Regions from separate parts of the Homo sapiens genome. Here region 2 is linked to region 1. Evidence: chromatin loops called from intact Hi-C (ENCODE). Cell type or tissue: endothelial cell of umbilical vein. All regions are shown on one strand. Links, peaks and the distances in the headings refer to the core of each region. The heading gives the core; the rest is flanking DNA.

Region 1 (7,881 bases), core at 962-5,961:
AGATCTTTTTCTCCATCACGTAACACACGCCCTGTGCTTTGGTGCCTGCACATCCCCATTTCTTTGGCTGCCTTAGGAGACGTGTTCCATCCTCGTCCATTAACCCCTCCCTACCGAAAGGATGTTTCCCAGCAGCCTCCACTTTGATATGATATTCTGGTGTTGCTCTAGACAAGGATACACTTGGGATAGGTTAGAAACATTCCTTTCTGGCTGGGCACAGTGGCTAATGCCTGTAATCCCAGAACTTTGGGAGGCTTAGGTGGGCGGATCACCTGAGGTCGGGAGTTTGAGACCAGCCTTGCCTACATGGCGAAACCCTGTCTCTACTGAAAATACAAAAATTAGCTGGACGTGGTGGTGTGTGCTTGTTGTCCCAGCTACTCGGGAGGCTGAGGCTGAGACAGGCTGAGGCACTTGAACCTGGGCGGTGGAGGTTGCAGTGAGCCAAGATTACGCCATTGCACTCCAACCTGGGAGACCAGAGTGAAACTCCATCTCAAAAAAGAAAAGGAAAGAAAAGAAAAGAGAAGAAAAGAAAATGTTCCTTTTTCTGAATAACCTCCTCCCTCTCTGTATGTAGATGAACCCCCGTCTTGAATTAGGCACCTCATATTCTCTAAGTCATAGGGTCTGTGTGGATTCATGCCATCTAGAACTGATGGCTGATATGGCGATTTCATCTTGTTAGTACACAGCTCTCACCTGCTATTTTTGCTTAAAGAGAAAACTACCCAGCGTTATCAGCCTGAGTACAAAAAAAATTAAAGTGCTATAAAAATACACATTGACTACTTGACAAATCCACGTGTTTCTGGTGTTATTTCAGTTGCATTGCATAAGGATTTAATTAGAAGACCCTTACAAGAACTAAAAGTTATTTCAAAAATAAGGTATTAATTTTCTGTCATGAAATTAAGAACTGATGGATAAATGGATAAGAGGCAGTTTGCATGATTGATAGTGACCCTTTGTGAATATAGCCTGCAGTTTTTGTTTTTATATGATTTCTAAAACATGCTATTTCAAAAAATTGTGGAGCAGTAGTCAGGAATCTTAGAATGATAAGTAGCAGAAATACAGCTTTTTTTTTTTTTTTTTTTGAGATGGAGTCCATTGCCCAGGCTGGAGTGTAGTGGCACGATCTCGGCTCACTGCGACCTCCACCTCCCGGGTTCAAGTGATTCTCCTGCCTCAGCCTTCTGAGTAGCTGAGACTACAGGTACTCACAACCATGCCTGGCTAATATTTTTTTGGGGGTATTTTTCTTTTAAGAGAGATGGGGTTTTGTCACATCGGCCAGACTGGTCTCAAGCTCCTGACCTCAAGTGTTCCTCCCACCTTGGCCTCCCAAAGTGCTGGGATTACAGGCGTGAGCCACCACACCCGGTCATCATGTTAGAATAAACCAAAGGGGCTCAGGTAAGGTAGCAGTCCCAGGAGTGGGCTGTCCTTAGGTACTGCCAAACCCAGGAGCTCAATAATATTACTGGAATTCTGTTTTTCAGTGTGTGTCTTGCAATTCTGCTTCACATAATGCTGGCTTCATCTTCAGACATGCTTTCTCTGCGTAGTAGAAAAGGCAGCCCCTGCAAAGTTCCTGGATCTCAAGAAAAGATGATTTCCTGCTTTCTTACCAATCCTCACCCATTTTAGGGCATTTATCTGTCCAGGCTGGGTCACTGGCTGACCTGTGGGTATGGAAGTGCACCTGCCGAGGTGAAGCACTAGTGCTTGGCTGCTGGAATAACAGGCTGATATCTAAGGCTGAGGAATGGTGCCCCTTGCACCGTAAGGAAGAGGGAACCAGCCATGTCCCACAGCTGGTTGTTGTTTGTAACAATCGTGGAAACTCAGTGTTCATCTCAGTTCTGCTGTGTGTTTGTGGGAGTCTTGGAATGATTATTCTGAACTATTTCACGGCATAGACTTGGGATGTCCAGACCTTGGCTGCCCTGCCCTGCACACTTCTATGTATTTATTAAGTATTTTCCAAGGAGTACTGCCATGTTGTGATCTTTTAGTCTTATCTAAGGCAGAAAGCAAGAAGCTGAGAGGGTGGGCTTGGATGCAGAACCCCCAACTTGATCATTTTCTGTGGGTTCTTGAGGGATGCATGGAGAGAGGCCACTCCAGAAATGGTTTCTTTTTATTTATTTATTTATTTTTTCTGCAATCTCTGCCTCCGGGTTTAAGTGATCCTCCTGCCTCAGCCTCCTGAGTAGTTGGGATTACAGGTGCATGCCACCATGCTCAGTTAATTTTTTTGTTCTTTTAGTAGAGATAGGATTTCACCATGTTGGCCAGGCTGGTCTCAAACCCCTGACCTCAGACAACCTGCCCACCTCAGCCTCTCAAAGTGTTGGAATTATAGGTTTGAGCCACCATGCCCAGCTGGTTTCTTTCTTTCTTTTTTTCTTTATTTTGAGACGGAGTCTTGCTCTTGTCACCCAAGCTGGATTGCACCGGTGCCATCTTGGCTCACTGCAAACTCTGCCTCCCGGGTTCAAGTTATTCTCCTGTCTCAGCCTCCTGAGTAGCTGGGATTACAGGCGCTCACCACCATGCCTGGCTAATTTTTGTACTTTTAGTAGAGATGGGGTTTCATCTGTTGAGAGCTTTGGGCTCAAACCCAAATGTGCTCCCTTGATGAGCTGGGTGGGGCTTGTGTCAACATTTCCAACCCTTTCTTCCTACCTGCCTGGCACCTCATTCCAAAACCCCTATTTTATTCTTGGTCTTTCAGGTATTAATGACCTCACATTGATAAGAATTCCTCAAGGAAGGAAAGGGAAGGGCACTGCTGAAATGGCTTGTTCTTCCCCCCAGCCCAAGCTTCTGTCTCTAATATCATGGAATCGCCAAATACGGTCTCCACATAGTTGTTCTTGACTATCCCATGTCAGAGTAGAGCGGGATGACTCAATTTTGTCTAGAGTTTAGGCTGAGCCACTAATAGAATCCAACACAGGCAAGGCAAAGGATGTGGTAATTAACATGGAGTGTGGTGACCACAGAAAGAATTGATGGAAGCATGTGAGGAAATGTGTCAACCGGAAAAGCAGCAGCTCAGCTCCTGGGGCCCAGTGTGGACTTGCCTTCAGGAGGTGATGATGTCGCTTTTGACCTGTGGGTCAGAGTAAAAATTGTGTAAAATCAGTTCCCAGTGTACAAACTGATGGATGTTAAAGGTTAATTTGTAAATAACTTTATATTTCTATGGGGAAAAAGCTTCCTAAGTTCCATGTAGGTTCTTGGGCCACTGTTTATGATAGAATTATAATACCAGATACTCAAAATGTCAAATGTCAGACAAAAATATTATGAATATACAGAATATACAGTATTTTCTTCTTCTTCTTCTTTTTTTTTTTTTTTGGATACAGAGTCTTGCTCTGTCATCCAGGTTGGAGTGCAGTGGCATGATCTCAGTTCACTGCAACCTCCACCTCTCGGGTTTAAGTGATCCTCCTGCCTCAGCCTCCTGAGTAGCTGGGATTACAAGTGTGTGCCACCACACCTGGACAGTTTTGTATTTTTATTGGAGACGGAGTTTCACCATGTTGACCAGGCTGGTCTCAAACTCCTGACCTCAACTGATCCACCCGCCTTGGCCTCACAAGGTGCTGGGATTACAGACGTCAGCCACTGCACCCAGCATGTAAAGTATTTTCTCTAACATATAATTTAAATACCAAATAAAGGCATGCTATGTGTTTCATTTAATGTCCAATTAAATGGAGTCAAATCTCACCCTCATGTCAAATTATCCTTCAGCCTATGTGCTGGGACAAAAGTTTTCATGACTGTAATCACCACAAGGCCTTCCTGTGTTGTACATGCAGATGGCCACAGCCTCACAGTCTAGTAGAAAAGTCTACCCGAAGCCTCTGAGAGGCCCAACATAATCAGGGACCACAGGAAACAGTAGAGCAATAGCAATGAAAAGGGGACGGAGTGCTGTGGGGTTCAGCCAGTGAAATGTGAAGAAACTCCAGGTCCTAGAATGTGGAATCCAGGAGAGCCACAGGCTTGCAGTCAGAGTTCGAGGGCCAGGCCGACTAAGAACTGGAGAGGCTGGGATTCACCGGGAGGCATGGGATGGAAGGGGTTGTCACCACACAGGAGCCAGGAACCCAGAGACAGGCAGCTGCAATGCAGAAAGAGGAAAAGACATCTTTTGAGGAAGCAAGCAAAAAATAATTCTGAATTAGTTTATACTGGTCCAGAGGTTTGTTTTAGTGCCAGCAATGGAGATATCAGTAAAAACTGAATCCTAATTATAATAATATTTTTAATGGAATAAATGCATTTTATCAACTTGAATTACTTATCTCCTTATTTTATATTATTATATATTACAAATATATGATTTTTATATATCTTTTTTTTTTTGAGACAGAGTCTCACTCTGTTGCCCAGGCTGGAGTGCACTGACCTGGTCTCCACTCACTGAAACCTCCACCTCACGGGTTCAAGTGATTCTCCTGCCTGAGCCTCCCGAGTAGCTGGGACTACAGGTGCAATGCCACCATGCCTGGCTAATTTTTTTTTTTTTTTTGTATTTTTAGTAGAGACAGGGTTTCACCATATTAGCCAGGATGGTCTCGATCTCCTGACCTTGTGATCTGCCCGCCTTGGCCATATATATCTTATTATATATGTATATATACTCTCCAGTCTGAGTTCTTCTCCTTCCTTTATAATTCTTACGTACGTGGTGTACATTGCAGAGAGCTTCATGAATGAAAACCATCTGAAATGTGTCACGGAATAATTATAAATATGGATACATGGAGAGGAATGTGGTAGAGCAAGACACTTTGAATCATCCACAATTCCCTCCACAACTGTCTTTTTTCCCAAGCTCTTTCAAATCTCAGATCATACCACTAAGAGGCTGTTACTGTTGGTGTTGTTCTTTGTGGTAGACAAAGAGGCATTGGCCACCTGCTGTTCTGTGCACTTTGCATGAATTCTGTAATTTTAAAGCGATCATAACGAGGAGGTGGATATGACCCCTGCTGTTAGGAGAGGAGGCATTGGGGCTGTTTTACATCACTCCTTTTATCCCAAAACTTTGTGGTTTTGGTAACGAGATAGGATGGCTTACCTTCCTTTTAACAAAGAAGATCTCCAGAATTAATATGTCTGAGGCACCATTGGCACATTTAGGTGGAAAGAGATTTGAAATAGTAATGCATTGCCAAAATTGCCTGAAACATCACATCATCTTTTTCAAAGAAATAACAGTTTCCCAAAACCGTTACCCTCCCAAACTCGCCCCCCTCCCATTGCAGCATATTCTAAATTATTCCCACGGGTGGGCCTTCGTTTTGAGAATGGACGTGATGCAATGTGCTACATTCTTGGAATTGGCAGCGGAAGAAAATTCTCAGAGTTTTCAGTGCTGGGAGCATAGATAAGGTGGCCAGTAGGCAGGGATTTCCCAACACGATTCATTCCTCACGAAAACCCTGAGTGCATGTCAACAAGCTCTTTTTCTAGATGTGGGCATCTCCGTCTTTGCTTTTTAAAATTCTTGTGGGTGAGAAGAAAATTCACCTGGCAAAGCTGCAGCTGGGCCCTCTGACGGCAGTCAGCAAAGACGCCTCCCTGACCTGGCGGTGTGTCTGAGCTCGTATTTTCCTTCCCGCATCTGTAAAGTGGTAGGTGACTGTAAAGATGATGATAAGCTTCGGAGCAGTTAGCACACTAACTGTAAAATTCCTGGGTGATGAAGGTGCCAGCAACCAAAGCAGGTGATTTTTGTCTCCTGGGATTCCCTTCAGCAGCAGGGCTGGCTCAGTTATGCTGGGTGCTTAGAGCACATGGTGGCCTGCCCACTGCCCGCACCTGGTGAAGAATGTAGAACATCCCGCACCAGCATAGAAGATCTGCAAAGAAACTCTCTACTTCATGCTACAGAATATTCAGCAAGTCAGTGGAAATAGCGATGCCAACCTATAAAGTACAGGAAAGGTGTTAAAAGAATGTGTAAGATTTAAGTACATTCTCTACATTCATATATTTATCTATTAATCAAAGCCCCAAATAGGTCATAACTTAGTTATTTTAAAATAACTTGTTTTTAGGGCTGGGTGTGGTGACCCACTCCTGAAATCCCAGCACTTCAGGAGGCCAAGGCAAGAGGATCACTTGAGGTTAGGAGTTCAAGACCAGCCTGGCCAACATGGCAAAAACCCATCTCTACTAAAAATACAAAAATTAGCTAGGCGTAGTGGCACTCGCTTGTAGTCCCAGCTACTCGGGAGGCGGAGGCAGAAGAATCATTTGAACCCAGGAGGTAGAAGCTTCAATGAGCCAAGATGGTGCCACTGCACTCCACCCTGGGAGACAGAGCAAGACTCTGTCTCAAAACAAAACCCCCCAAAACACCATCAATTTTAGTTGATTTTAAAATACAGAGGCGTGTAAAGAAGTGTGATTTTGATTGCACCAAGATAACTTGGACTGACTTTTTTTCATGGTTAACAATAAGTGACCTTCACATAGAACATTTAAGCAGACTAGACAGCTATAAAATAAACTTTTCCCTTCATCACATTCTTCCCCCAAAATTGTTGCTTTTTCTTGATTATTTTTCCAGAAAAATAAACACATACCTCAGCCTGTATGTGCACACTTACACACACGCACGCACACACACACAGACACACTATACTATTTTAAGTCCAGCAATATCTGGTGATAACCACCCATCTTCATAGAGCTGGCCCAGTGCCTGGCTGTTCCACATCCCGTGCAAGCAGCATTAACTGTGCACATAATAGCATATAAGGTGCATTTTGGTCTGGGTTTATGTTATCTGCTTATCTGCATTTCAACAGAAAAAGTTTTGTCTTGCTTTTGCCCTGATTCCTTTATGTTTTAACTGAGTTTACAATGAAAAAATACAAATATATAAATAAATATATGACACTTATTATGCTCAGAGACTAAAGCAGTTATTAAGAGAATTGTAAGAGAAACTACCAAAATACACAACAGCAAAATAAAGGACTAGTAAATATATATTTATAGCTTTTAATACTTAAATTGTCCCCATGAGAGACTGTCAACTTGACTGTAACTAGATTCCATGTGTATTTTATATGTTATTACACATATTGAAAAGATATATCACAATGACATTTAAAATTGATGAATGCAATTTACCCAACTGTTGACTTCACAGTCACTCTACGTGGCGCTCTGGATGACACAAAGATAAGACACTGGAGTTCTGAAGGATGTTACTCTAAATGGAGAAAAGAATACCTGCAGAAAAATGGCAATCATGCATTATAAATATAGCAAATGGCTTGCTACCAGTCAAAATAAAGGGCTTTTTATAGTCTGTAGATTCCCAAGTAAATATAGAAATCCTGCCTCCTTTCAAGTGACAGACTGTTTGATAGAAAGTCAACTTGTTGGGTGGAATGAGCTGGGACCAGGAGAAGGAGAAAGGGAGGGGTGAGAAAGAGTAGAAGGCTCATTTTAAAAATCATGTCTGGGCCAGGCGCAGTGGCTCACGCCTGTAATCCCAGCACTTTGGGAGGCCGAGGCAGGCGGATCACGAGGTCAGGAGATCGAGACCACCCTGGCTAACATGGTGAAACCCCATCTCTACTAAAAATACAAAAAATTAGCTGGGCGTGGTGGCAGGTGGCTCCTGTAGTCCCAGCTACTCTGGAGGCTGAGGCAGGAGAATGGCGTGAACCCGGGAGGCGGAGTTTGCAGGGAGCCGAGATCCTGCCACTGCACTCCAGCCTGGGCAATAGAGCAAGACTCCGTTTAAAAAAAAAAAATTATGTCTGTGCATGTATTCCCTCCAGACCATTTGCCTTTCCTTAGGTGCAGCATACTGGTGTCAACTGT
Region 2 (7,881 bases), core at 1,390-6,389, 430 kb after region 1:
CTTTTTACGGCTGAGTAGTATTCCATGGTATAAATATATACCACCTTTTCTTTTTTCCCTTGTTGATTGATGGGCATTATCCTGTAATATATTTTAACAGACATAATCCCTAAGTTTTTATCACTTTTCCCAAACTTCTAGTGATTTATGATTACTCACTTTAATAATTCCCAAAGAGAGAGCTTGTGATTAAAAAATCAAATACTGGATTACAAATTGTGGTTGAAAGAATATTTAGGTACAAATTTAGGACTTGAAAATTGTTTTAGTTTTGTCATTAGCTAAGTTGCATGGTCTTCGAAGACGAATTTCGCTTTTCTAGACTTTGTTTTTATCTGCAAAGGAAGGTTTGAAACAGGTGAACTTCAATTATTCATTTAGTTGTAAATATTCATGATATGTGATTGCTCAAGACTGCAATCAACTGTGAGAGGTGGTAACTCCCAGGGCTTTAGCTAGGGTATATCACAGATACTTCCCTGATTTCTAGTGCCAGACACCAGGTAACTACTCACTCATTTTCCATTCACTCCGGAAAAATGGCAGAACCATATTTCTTAGGGTTTCTTGCAGTTAAATGGTAATGTGACATATATCTACCCTATAAAATGAGAACTGAAGTGGCACTCGCCATTTTCAGGCATAAAACTCTGTCATGTACAATTCCCAATGCTATCTTCTTCTTCACCACCTTCATGCACAGGAGCATGGCAGCCTTGGAAGTGTTGAAGCTGGTGGAACCATAGGATGTAAGGACCCAGGTCTCTGAGTCACTTCCTTAAAAAGAGCCATCCATTGACTAGGAACACCAATTTCTGCACATTCTTTGAACGATAAATAGACCTCCATCACCTTGGAATGAGAAACAGACCTCATTTTTTTTCCGAGCCATTGTATAGTTGAATGGATGCTTGTCATAGCAACTGACATTACCCTGGCTATTGGATTCTACTTCCAAAAAACTGCATGGATTAGGCTTGACTCAATTAAAATGACTTCAAGTCAGTCAGCCAGATAACAAGATATATGGAAATCTACATATTTCACTCACACAATGCTAAATAACTTGTTTGGCAATTTTATCCTTGTTGGAGTTAATGGTTGAACCTGAAAATGGTTGATTTTCTTATTAGTTCCTGGTTTGGTTTCTCTATCTTAATCTTGTGTTTTGAGGCTGTCATGTAACTACCACATAAATTATCTCTGAACATACGTTTTTGTATCAGTTTGTTTTATTAACATATCCCCTTAGTTCACTATTCAGAAAGCTGTCCCTTGGCCTGTGTCTTAGAGACAGCCTGAGATTTGATTTGCATCCTTGCATTTTAGTGCCTTTGCACAGTCAGAGAAGAAATAAAATCAATTCAAGCTTTGGAGGTACAGAACATGCTACCCCAAAATATGCCACTTTGGCATAAGGATTCTTTTGGGCTAAAGACAATTGAGAATATGCTAATACAAGAAAATCTTTCAAACCCTTCCCATATGCCTAAGGCAGGGCATCATTTGTAAAGGTGTCTCCCTTTCTCTCTACCCAGAAGGACAGGAGTTAATCACCGAAAAAACTCTAGCCCCTTATCATCCTGTAGGGTCCACAGAAGTTGACCTAACAAACCTCACTCACTAGCCCTTGCCTTGTAGCCTCATATGTTTACTATCTCCCAGTTTGCTGCTCTGGAAACTAAATGTCCGTTTTCTTTCTCTTGCCATCACTGTAATAATTAATTGTTCTTTTGTTAAGATGCTATAGAAGCCCAAGTTCAAACCACCCAGTAGAGTGACTCATCACTGGGTTTTCTTATGTGTATGTAGGATGTGAGTGTTAGTAAACTCCTGATTGTTTTTGTCTTGTTAATCTATGTTTTATCAGTCTAGTTTGCAGGGTCTCAATCAGTGAACTTAAGATTGGCGTAAGAAAAATACATTTTTTCCTCTGCTACAATGTCTTCGGGAGGAGGCACATTATTCTGCCTACCACATACAGCTACCCTATAAGGCTGAGTGGTTGTTTCTAATTCATGTAGTCATCAATTTATCCACACAATAAATATTCACTAAGCACATGCTCTCTTTCAGGCACTGTGCAGACTCTGGGCTTAGAGAGCTGAGCAAGACAGTGGAGTCCCTCTGGAGACCCAGAGACAAGAGGAAAGCAAAGACCAGCTATGAAAGCACATCCAAAGGCCTGAGCATTCCCAGGGATGATCTGCAGAGGACCTGGACATGGTTGATGCAAATCTTGGTGGACACTATAGGATGTGTTAGGTTCAGGCCCACAGGACAGGATCAGAGTTCACAGCACAAAGACCCTGTTCTCTGCCAGGGTCTGAGCACTTTCAGGGAACACTTCCCAGAGTTTTCCACTCACAGAGCCTGGTGAGTAGCTTTGCTAAACATCAAGAAATCATCCTGGGGATTGAATTAAAAGGTTGGCAAGCCGAGAAGTCTTGGGATCCTCTGGACTAGGATACCCCTTTCAAGAGGGGAGATAAGTTATCAGGCTTTCAGGCTCTTGATAAATGTCTTACAGATGGGTGATTATGAAATGGCTGTGTTGTCACTTTACAGACCTGCGTTCCTGCCGAATGCACACAGACTTGGATCCTCTGAAAGTCTGTTGAGGTTAGCACTACCTCCCGCGTAGATGCTCTTTAACACAGTGTGACTATTGCAGGTCTTGCAGGTCGGCTGCCTCTGGGGAGGGGTAAAATGTGCTTCGTGCCAATCACTAAGTGGTGTTCAGGAGGAAAAGAGCTGGAGGAAAAGCAGAGGAAAGGACAAGTTATGATGGAGAAGCATTTTTCTTGGCAACAGCCCTTCCTTCCTCAGTGTGGCTGGTGCCTCCTCACCTTCTCACCTCCTCACCTTTCACAAAAGATTCTCAGCTCCCTTCTTCCTCTTATCTTTTCTTTTTTTCCCGCCGGCTGTTTAGAGTGAGAAAAATATCTGGAAGAGACAATGCTTTGATAAGAAATGATTAAATTCCACTGTGATTGGGGGCATCACGACCACTGCCGAGTTCCATATCTCAGAACACAATAGCCCAGCAGGGACATCCGCGTGGACTGCGTTGCCTCTGCCCAGCCATGGAGCAAAGGTCTCTCATTTCTCCTCTCACTTCAGACCTGCTGCAGCGCTCACACTGTCCTCCTATAATAATGCCAGAGAGAAAGAAAAGCCCTTCGACTCATGTCCCTGGCTAGGGCTGAGATTTCTAGGAGGAGGTAGGGAGGATCGGGGAAAGATATGAATTCTCTTTAGATAAGTGGCTGATTGAAAAATGTAAAAGGATGCTTCTCGGGTCTGGTACTTATGATATCACCAGCATCCATCTGTGTTTGTTAAGCATCTCTCCAACCACTGGGATGTTTGCAGGTTTATGTCATACTCTTCCAGGAAAATATTTAATACATGGACAAATTAGGAGCCAGTGTTAGAAACAAAAATAGATAAACTGTTAAATAAGGGTTGTGGTTCTCTCAGAAGGTGCTAGTAGGAGACTCTGCTTTTAATGTCTACTTCTATAAACAGATCCTAGTTGCTTTGCTGCTATACAAAAAGCAAACCTTTTATAATCCTGTTTTCAGTTTTTTCAATATTAGTATTCACTATGAAGTCTCATTTACTTTATCATTTACAGAGTGACACTTAATCACAAAATCTAGTCAGAGATTTCAAAGAAAACACGGGGAAAAACCCATCAATATGCTGATATATTAATGGTTTACTAGCTAGTTACTATAAATAAAACTCCAACATACGCTACCAACTATCCCTTTCTCTCACCTCTTGTTCCTCCTTCTTCTTCTTGATTTTCATTTTTGTTCCTGAATAGGCAAGGTTACACACAATTTATTTAAAGGACATTTACTCTCAACCTAACGTCTTCACTACCACCAGCCTGTAAAACACTGGCACCTGGACAACATAATATTTTCATTGCTGAGTCATTTCCTCTGGTAAATTTTATCTAAAAGGATAGAAAACAGCATAAACACCATAACTGGTAAAGGTGTAATTTCCAGATTCTGTGGACAATGTGAATCTACTTTGTTTACATTTTCTAATCAAAACAACCTGTAACCTCCAACAAAAGCATTGTGTTTAACAGGAGTTCTCAAATTCTTTAGGAGAAAGTACAGTGCAAACAAAGGGAATCTGGATTCTTTTAAATACAAAGCTGTCCATCACAGGGAAAGGTGCTTGAACCTGGAAAGTATATTTCAAATATAACACGAGTGACTGATTTAGAACTGAAAATGCATTTTCTGTGATTAGAATGGATGTATTATTTGAAGTATAAGCCCAGCTCTTGTGGACGAAACATAGCAGCACAGAACACAACCTGCCTGGGGACTGAGTCAGCTTTGCCGGGAGCATAAAACATTTAATGGCCCATAAAACTGACCTCAGCTTTTCTTTCTTTCACCAGAAATACAGGTGGAAATGAGCAGCTCTATGTTATGACAAATCAGTCGACGAGTATCTATTCTCCACCTCCTTGGTGTCTGGCGCTGTGTGAGGCACAGGCAGCGTAAGGGTGAATAAGGTACAAAGAACCCTGCTGTCACTGAGCTGTTAGCTGAGAAGGTAGAGAGGACATGAAGCCAATCATTACAAGGCATCCCAAAAGATAAATGAACAAGTGGCATGGAGTTGTGGCCACGCTTGTGGAGTATGAGCTCAGGCTATTCCCCTTCAAATACTGATTCAAGACGACAGGAGATGATCTTGAGCAGGATGCAGAAGTTTCTGAGCCTGAATTTCCCTAATTGTAAAATGGGAGAATTTCTAGTAGCTCCCTGAAAGCACTGAATGAGAAGTAAATGTATTAATACTTGTAAATTGTGCCCACAGTATGCCAGGCAGCTGATAGAATTCATATGCCTTAGTAAAGGTGATTTTTACAATATTTGTTCCTGTTTTGTACGCTTTACATTTAAGTCCCTGTTATGAATTGTACACTATCCAAGCAAAATGCATTTTTAAATTCTCACCAACATGCATACTTTCTCTGTCTAATGAAGTAATTTGTAAGATAATAGCGCTGTCTTTGTGTCCTATTACATTCTTATTCCAACTCTTTCATGATACAGGATGGAAAACAAAATAAAATGAAATCGTTTATTACCTCCACTTTCCAAGCAAGAACTGAACGTCAGGAAGAGCCCATCTCTTGGGTTACAATCCAACCCTTTTCTCAAGATGTTTTTCAGGGAACCCAAATTAAAACAGCAACTTTTTTCTCTTTTTTGTTAATGATTCATATTACACATTTATTCAAGGAACAAGAAGCAAAAATTCAAGGAATACCAGGTGGCATTCTATTTAAGTGAGTCAGCAATTATAACTAATATTTATTGGGAGTTTACTCAACGTCATTCACAATTCTTAAGAACCTTAAATGATTCCTTCTCTGATAAGGGCTACAAAGAAGTCAGATTCTGTATGTGTGTTGTGGCTTCTGACTATCTCAGTTCAGCTCTCAGTACATTCATCTGGGGAAAGTTTCCCAACAACCATTGAGGAAGATTTCATTACTATCCTCATTTTAGTGACCAGGCCATTGAAATGAAGTGAGGTCAGCACTATACTCCCCGTAACTGAGAGAGACCTCAAATCTAGGTTTTCAATTCCTATACCCTACAAACGTTTGAAGTATCAACTCTATGAACGTGGATCATGAAGAATTAAGTCCATTTTATTAACTTGACTTATATTTCACAATCGAAAAAGTGGCCACAGTTATTTTGGTGACTTTCTGTGTATCTGTGTGTGAGATGCCAAGTTCACCAAACACTAGAACTGCCTTAAACACTAACAGGAAGGCCAAAATAATTTGCCTCTCTTACTCTAGTTCACAAATTTTACCAAGCTAACCACTTAGTAAAAACAAGTTTCTAGTCTTTATTTTGATGTAGCTCTTTGAGTATGGGTTGGCTACATATTTGAGGACATGCAATTTTCTTTTTCATTGAATTAGACTGTCAATTCCAGTAAACTTTGCTTTGGGGATAAGAGGAGAGGTTAAATTCCATGTAAAGGAAATTAGATGGAACTGAGGAAACCCTTTAACTTGGAAACAGAAGAAACACTGCTACTACAATGAAAAAATAAACCATAGCTGAAAATGTATGCATGAAGGGATTATGAGTAAATCATATACATCTGTGTTTAACCAGAAGGAAAAAAGGTCAGCCTTGTACCATGTGTTCAAACCAACCATTTGTGGAAATTTCATTATTTTAATTTATTTTCAGTATTGGCTAAATGTGACAATGCATTTTATTTTGGGCTGTGTCTGAAAACACAAATTGGTTCAACTATATTTGTCTCAAAAATTGGCCGATTCCCCTCTGCATATCATCTTTTGGGCTCAAAATTATTGGAGGGAAATATGCAGTACATTATTCTCTTTCTTCAGTGACTCAACACTCTTCCATCCAGCAATAACCCTCATGGACTCTACTCTCACTTCTCATTGCCTTTATCTTGTTGGCTCAAAATACATATTTACATGGACTCTATTCATTCTCTAATTCATTAGATGTTGGCATTGCTTTCACAGAATTTGTTATTTTGTGGAGTACTTGGGCTTGGTATCCACCCTTGTTCTTGGGTCAGTGGATCCTCGACCATCTCTTTCATGGGCCACCATAATTAGTGATTGAGAAGCAAGGATTTGGACATTTTTTAATGATAAGTGGTTGGTCACTGGAGTTAACAAAAGTTGGGAAAAAGTTGAACAATCTTTTAGGTACATCAAAGCATTTACTGAAAACCAGCAATTCACATTTTTATGATGAAAGAAGAAACATGATTTTAGAAGTTGATGCACATAAAGGTGGAAGCTCTTGGCGTCACGGGAACTTTACAACGTTGGATTTTGGATAGAAAGTAGACATCAAGCTCAAGTAGAAAAGTAGACTTTTAAAGAAGAGGAAAACAGGCTGGGCATGGTGGCTCATGCCTGTAATCCAAGAACTTTGGGAGGCTGAGGTGGATGGATCACTTGAGGTCAGGAGTTTGAGACCAGCTTGGCCAACATGGTGAAAGCCCGTCTCTACTAAAGATACAAAAATTAGCTGGGCATGGTGGCAGGCGCCTGTAGTCCCAGCTACTCAGGAAGCTGAAGCAGGAGAATCACTTGAACTTGGGAAGCAGAGGTTGCAGAGAGCAGAGACTGTGCCACTTCACTCCAGCCTGGGTGACAGAGTGAGACTTCATCTCAAAAAAAAAAAAAAAAAAAAAGAAGTAGGAAAACATAGCTAGCAAGGACTAAAGAGGCTCAGTAGGGTATAACAGAAAATTTCCTGGATCTCACCGCCTGCCCTGGGGCTGTTTTTCCACCCATTTATTTCTAGATACTAATATGGACAACAATTTAGTGACCCCCCAAACTTAGCTGACTTATTAGCCTTCTTTATCCTAAAAGTGCAAGATATGAGCAAGGTATCTAGTATTCTACAGTATCCTATAGCATTGTGGGATAACTATAGTTAACAATAATATATTATATAGCTTCAGATCACTAGAAGGAGGATGCTAAATATTCCCAACACAGAGAAATGATAAATGTTTGAGATGATAGGCTGATTACTCTGATCACTATACATTGTATGTACGGAAACCTCACTATGTACCCCGTAAATATAGACAGTTTTGTGGTAACTAGAAAAATAAAATAAAAAGAAGGAAGAGATAAACTAGCAAAGACAAGTGGAGGCAAAGCCACACCGAGCCTGTGGCCCTCTCCAGGCAGCACATCCTCCCATGAAGAGCAGGCACCTGCCCTGCCTGCTTCAGGGCTGTGCATGTTTCCCACACACCACTTTCTTCTTCCCAGCACCATATTCTCACTTAAGACTTAATCTGATATAT

What was found. Peaks named below come from ENCODE experiments on the same cell type or tissue, not always from the same donor. Only the 100,000 strongest peaks of a DNase experiment are listed, where the experiment ranks them.
Region 2: a loop joins it to region 1, with 11 times the contacts of the local background. A loop is called at or near these places in 2 of 110 quality-filtered maps.

The regions. Positions count from the first base shown.
Region 1 is chr10:3,921,522-3,929,402 of GRCh38, forward strand. The region is part of intron 1 of LINC02660 (long intergenic non-protein coding RNA 2660); the gene reads left to right. Among named protein-coding and RNA genes, the nearest start is that of LINC02660, 13 kb to the left of the region's middle. In endothelial cell of umbilical vein, for the core only: no CTCF peak of the experiment used is centred there; a DNase peak (open chromatin) is centred at 3,030; H3K27ac peaks cover 2,299 bases.
Region 2 is chr10:4,350,158-4,358,038 of GRCh38, forward strand. No RefSeq gene overlaps it. Among named protein-coding and RNA genes, the nearest start is that of LINC00703, 30 kb to the right of the region's middle. RefSeq lists a silencer at 1,500-1,794 and an enhancer at 2,865-4,064. In endothelial cell of umbilical vein, for the core only: no CTCF peak of the experiment used is centred there; DNase peaks (open chromatin) are centred at 1,774, 2,674, 3,254 and 3,974; H3K27ac peaks cover 4,183 bases.